Linked DNA regions of Homo sapiens: region 1 is linked to region 2. Evidence: read pairs that join two places in POLR2A ChIA-PET (ENCODE). Cell type or tissue: OCI-LY7. All regions are shown on one strand. Each heading gives the region's core, and the rest is flanking DNA. Links, peaks and the distances in the headings are about the cores only. Region 1 has its middle 72 kb from the start of LINC03063. Region 2 has its middle 54 kb from the start of LINC03063.

Evidence for each region. Peaks named below come from ENCODE experiments on the same cell type or tissue, not always from the same donor. Only the 100,000 strongest peaks of a DNase experiment are listed, where the experiment ranks them.
Region 1: POLR2A ChIA-PET joins it to region 2 with 6 read pairs; 2 of 35 experiments call an interaction of 5 or more read pairs at or near these places.

The regions. Positions count from the first base shown.
Region 1 is chr2:37,489,523-37,492,444 of GRCh38, forward strand. No RefSeq gene overlaps it. Among named protein-coding and RNA genes, the nearest start is that of LINC03063, 72 kb to the right of the region's middle. In OCI-LY7, for the core only: no CTCF peak of the experiment used is centred there; no DNase peak of the experiment used is centred there.
Region 2 is chr2:37,615,325-37,618,246 of GRCh38, forward strand. No RefSeq gene overlaps it. Among named protein-coding and RNA genes, the nearest start is that of LINC03063, 54 kb to the left of the region's middle. In OCI-LY7, for the core only: no CTCF peak of the experiment used is centred there; DNase peaks (open chromatin) are centred at 697 and 1,527.

The DNA.
Region 1 (2,922 bases), core at 173-2,672, 130 kb before region 2:
GATCCTCTAATGTAATGCCAGCTGAACCCAGACAGTGACTTCCACCTCCATGAATGCAGGTAGGCACTGATACAGGAAAAAATTCAATGTTCTCCTGAAAAGTTGATTGGCAGTCAAATTAAGGTAAATTAAAATAAATACTCAATGCAATAATGGAGCTCGATCTTTATAGAACTCTATGAGTAATCATTTTGCAAGATCAGGATTTCTTGGAGAAGCATGCTGATTCAAGTGACTTAAGCTGGAATTCCAGCTCTACCCCTTATGGCTTTGTGAATGTTGTTAAGGGATGTAACCTTAAGGAATCTGTCTTCTCACCTATAAAATTAACATGTATTAATAAAATCTGATTGGGGAGATTCTATTAAAATGAGTTAATGAATATATAAGTGATTTGCTTATTAATTTTTAAAACTTATAAAACTGAAAAATATGGAGAATAATTTAACAGGTACCCAGTGACCAACCACTATATTTAAAAGTAACATGTGCCTTATTCTTCCCTTTTCTTTTTCTAGAAATCAAATATTACAATACAGCTGACTGTTTCTCATCCCATCCTTTTTCCTTCTTTCACAGATTTAACCACTATTCTGAAGTTGTATCTTTACCAACCATATTTTTGTTTTTATTTATTTATTCATTTTCGAGATGGAATTTTACTCTTTTGCCCAGGCTGGAGTGCAGTGGCATGATCTCTGCTCACTGAGACCTCCACCTCCCAGGATCAAGCAAGTCTCCTGCCTCAGCCTCCCGAGTAGCTGGGATTACAGGCGCCCGCCACCACGTCAGGCTAATTTTTGTATTTTTAGTAAAATTTTAAAAAGAAAATTTTAGTAAATTTTGTATTTTTAGTAAATACAAAAAAAGACAGGCTAATTTTTGTATTTTTAATGAAGTATTTTCACCATGTTGGCCAGGCTGGTCTCGAACTCCTGACCTCAAGTGATCCACCTGCCTCAGCCTCCCAAAGTGCTGGGATTTACAGGTGTGAACCACCGCACCCGGCCGCATCCCTATTTTTGTATGTGTATGTATCCCTAAACATTATATAGCATTGTTTTGTAAGTTTTACATGTTTACATAAATGGAATAGTTCCAAATCTTTTTGCAATTGTCTTTCATATAACTCTGATTTTGAGATTTAGCCGTGTTGCTCCATTAAGGAGTAGTATGTTCATTTAAACTACTATCTAGTATCTCATTATATGTAATTATTTATTTCACCAGTAAAAAAGCTTGAGCTTTAAAAATTTTTTTTCTATTCATAGAAGGTTGCAATGAATAGGCTTTGCATTTAAGAGTAAAATTATGGGCCACAGGGATGTATCTCTTCAGTTTTGCTAGATATTGCCAAATTACTCATCGAAGTATTTGTAGTAGCCATATAAGAGAGTTTCAATTTCCCCATATCTGCCTCAACAATTTGTATTTTAGATATCTTCTTTTTCTGAAGTGGTATCTCACATTAACTTCATTTTAGCTAGTGAGGCTGAGAAATTTTTAGGTGTTCCAGTTTTCTCTTGTGTAAATTGTCAGTTCATATCCTTTGCCCATTTTATTATTGTATTCTTTGTATTTTTCTTATTGATTATATTAATTTTATTTATTTTAAAATATATTTATAAGGGATACTATACCTTTTTCAGTTACATGTGTGACACATAGCTTATACAAAGTATAGAGTTTGCATTTTAACTTAGTTTGTGTCATCTTATATAATTTTTAATTTTAATATAACATTCTATTATAATCAAAAATGCAAATCAACCATTTCCTTTATGATTTGTGCCCCTGACTTCTCTTTTAGGAAATAATTCACTTCTCCATTATCACAAAAATATTCTTTTCCCATTCTTTCAAAATTCTAATATTTACACTTAGGATTTAATGTGTCCATGGAGTGAGGTTGGGATCAGTTGTACCTTTTTTTTTTTTTTTTTTTTTGCATATGGACAACCTTAGTTGCAGTGACATGTATTATGTAGTCCATTCTTTCCCACTGACTTCTGATGACATCTTGTATTCATGTGATTTAAAAAAATTTTTTTTTACCCTGAGCATTCTCTTCTATTTTACTGGTTTATTTTCTCTTTCTTTGGACAAATATTATTTTTTACAAGCTTTTTTAAACTTTTGTTTTAAAGTTTAAAACTCCTGTTTTAAGTTTAGGGGCACACATGCAAGTTTGTTATATAGGTAAACTTGTGTTATGAGAGTTTGTTGTACTGATAATTTCATTACCCAGTATTAGACCAAGTGCCCACTAGTTGTTTTTCCTGATCCTTTCCCTCTTCCCATCCTCCAACCTTTGGTAGGCCCTAGTGTCTGTTGTTACCCTCTATGTGTCCATGTGTTCTCATCATTTAGCTCCTACTTATAAATGGGAACATGTGGTATTTGGTTTTCTGTATATGTGTTAGTTTGCTAAGGGTAATGGCCTCCAGCTCCATCCATGTTCCTCCAAACGACATTATCTCCTTTTTATGGCTGCATAGTATTTCAAGGTATATATATATCATGTTTTCTTTATCCAGTCTACCATTGATGGACATTGAGGTTGATTCCATGTCTTTGCTATTGTGAATACTGCTGCAATGAACACACATGTGCATGTGTCTTTATGACAGAACAATTTATATTCTTTTGGGTATATACTCAGTAATGGGATTGCTAAGTCAAATGGTAGTTCTGTTTTTAAGTCTTTGAGGAATCACTACACTGATTTCCACAATGGTTGAACTAATTTTACACTACCACCAACAGCGTATAAGGGTTCCTTTTTCTCTGCAACCTCAGTAGCATCTGTTATTTTTTGACTTTTTAATCATAGCCATTCTGACTGGTGTGGGATGGTATCTTATTGTGGTTTTGATTTGCAATTCTCTAATGATCAGTGATGTTGAACTATTTGTCATATGC
Region 2 (2,922 bases), core at 292-2,791:
TCACTGCTCCAGCGAATGCCATCTTGGCTCCTTTCTGCTGACTCTTGCCTTTGAATGAAATCTCACAAAGACATCCTCGTTTTGGTTATTCTTAGACAATAATGGAAAAGTCCTCTAGTTACATCTAGCCACAAAAAATATATATCTTATTTGAAATTAAAATGTCCAGGCCCATGTAATAGTCACATTTAGAGTAGAAACCCTGTTATCCTCCATGCAGGCTGGCTTTCTCCTAGAAACTTGTATGAAGTCAGGGAGGGGAGGCATACCTACTTTCTGTATTTCTACGGAGCATGTTTACCATTCTCCTTTACTTACTAGGTTGTCTTGGATGACCCAGGGCTGAGGCAGGGGAACAAGAAGAGATAGGGAAAGTTCTTGCTGGATGGTCTGGTGCTGGTCTCCTCTGGCTATGGGTCCTTAAGAGGTTCTTTTGCTGGGTCCCACTAACTACAGCTTCTAGCCTTTTCGGCTGAGGTCACTATACTATTTCCAGAACGTACCCCTGAGTGGGGTCACCTTTTAAATGACCCAAGTTGACAGTCCTACTACGAGTTACACATCTTGGAGTCACATGCCAGTGGCCTGGCATTTAAATCAGAGGAGGCTTCAGCTAACATCCTCTTGCGACTAGTGGCAAAGGGTTGGTGGCCTGGGTGTGGCTGGCTGCTAGAGTGTGGAGCTGGCAGAGGTTTTGCTGGTGAGATGCTGCCGGGGTTTTGGAGGAGGAAGTGGGTGGAAATGTGGGCCTTGCCCTCTCTCAGCCTGTGACAGCCTCTCTCTTTCCTGCTCCTGTTCCTTGCTGTTGGTTGCCCACTTTTCCCTTGCATCTCTCAGGCCTTGCCTTCTTCTTTGCAGTCACAGCATCCACGTCATCTTTTCCTTTTTTTATAGGATTTTTGGCTTCATAGAGAGGCTTGGTGGTACCAGCCTCTCTGTTATTTTTGTTCTAAGCCAGCCACATCTTCCCCTTTCACTTGCTAGACTGAGAGTATTCTGGGTGACTTTGAATTGAGCAGAGGTTGCCTTGGCAATCTGTGTACCCAGGGATATTGATTGGGACTTCAGGAAGTTCATGTGAGCTGACATGCAGACATAAGAAAGGGTCTACTGGGCAGAAGGAGCCAGGGCAGGACAGAAGCTACCAAGAGGAAGGGAGAAGGGAGGAGCTGCCTTAGAGAAACACAGGATCTGCCTGCCAGGAGTTCACAGGGTTCAGCAAATGGCCCAATTGTGATAGACAAGAATTACACAGAGGGAGTAAGTTCTAAAGCATTTAAACATTCCAAGCAAAACAATAAGGGCTGTGAATATCGACTCAATAATCCTTCCTATTCTAGGATTTTGGAAAAACCCATTTTACGAATTCCCTACAAAAAGTTTCCAAATCACTCAGAGAATAGTGTATTTGCCTGAAAAACATCCAGACATTCCTTATCAGCAGGCTTATGCTGCCAGCAGTGGTAACACTGTGCTTTCCCCTAAGATGTGCAAGGTTATGAGCCATGGAACAGATGTTTGCGGTTTATGACTACCTCTGCTTAAGCCTGATTTCTTAAACAAGTAGTATCTTTCAGGTGCCTTCTAATATGCACTGACTGCATTTGCTGGAGGCCTCTGTCTTAACACAGTCTCTTAATTCCCCTTCCTTTTGACTGTGTGGTTCCAGGAATGCTTGGATTTTAGTAAAATCCTGGCCTTTGATTAGGGCTGAAACTGTGCCTACTGCCCTAATGGTACATGGCAAATTAAATATCCCCCAACTTGGGTTTTGATGTGTTTGCTCTGATGAACTTTTCTCATTATGGGTTGATATGGTTAGGCTTTGTGTCCTCACCCAAATCTCATCTTGAATTGTAATCCCCATAAGCCCCATGTGTCAAGGGAGAGACCAGGTGAAGGTAACTGAATCATGCGGGTGGTTTTCCCCATGCGGTTCTCGTGATGGTGAGTGAGTTCTTACGAGATCTGATGGTTTTGTAAGGGACTCTTCCTCCTTTGCTAGGCACTTCTCCTTCTTGCCACCTTGTGAAGAAGGTGTCTTGCTTTCTCTTCGCTTTCTACCATGATTGTAAGTTTCCTGAAGGCTCCCCAGCCATGCTGAACGGTGAGTCAATTAAACTTCTTTCCTTTATAAAATTTCCCAGTCTCGGGCAGTTCTTTATAGCAGTGTGAGAATGGAATAATACGTGCATCGAAGGGCAATTCACGTCCTTTCTCTCCTGGGTTGGATTTCTGGAGCTAAACTCAGGTTTGCAGGAGTTAGCATTACTTCTTCACCATGGAAAAGAAAAACAAGGACAGGTGGTTGCATAAAGGACCCAGTGATTAAATCGAAAGCACCTGTGAAAACTCAAAGTCAATATTTTCTTTAAAGGAAGGGAGTGTACACAATCATGGTTGTTTAAGTTAGCTACCATAGCAGAAATGACCTGAATATCAATGATTGGCTTCAGCTGCTCAGCACGTCCTTCGGGTCGAAAAGTTGGGCAGTGGCCTCTGCCAACTTGTTTTTAATGAGATATCCTAATATTTTGAACAACATTGCTATGCTTCTATTTCTACCTTAATGAAAACAATGATATCACTTATACTTATTAAGCACTAGCCATGCATCCAGCACAGAACTAAATATTTATATGGATTATCTTGATTAAACTCCTCACAATAACCCTATGAAGTAGCTGCTATTTTCACGAATAGATGATAAAACAGAGGCTTAGAGACAATCTGCCCACAGTCATATAGTTTGTAATTGAGTCAACCCATGGCTGTTGTGACTCCAAAGTCCATGCTCTTACTTAGTATTGCCTGCCTGTCTTCATCAGTTGGGTAGAAGGTAACTTCTAAGTTTGTGTGTGTGTTGGTGGCAGGGGTTGGTGTTTTTTTTTTTTTTTCCCTTCCCAGGTGTTTGTTATCACA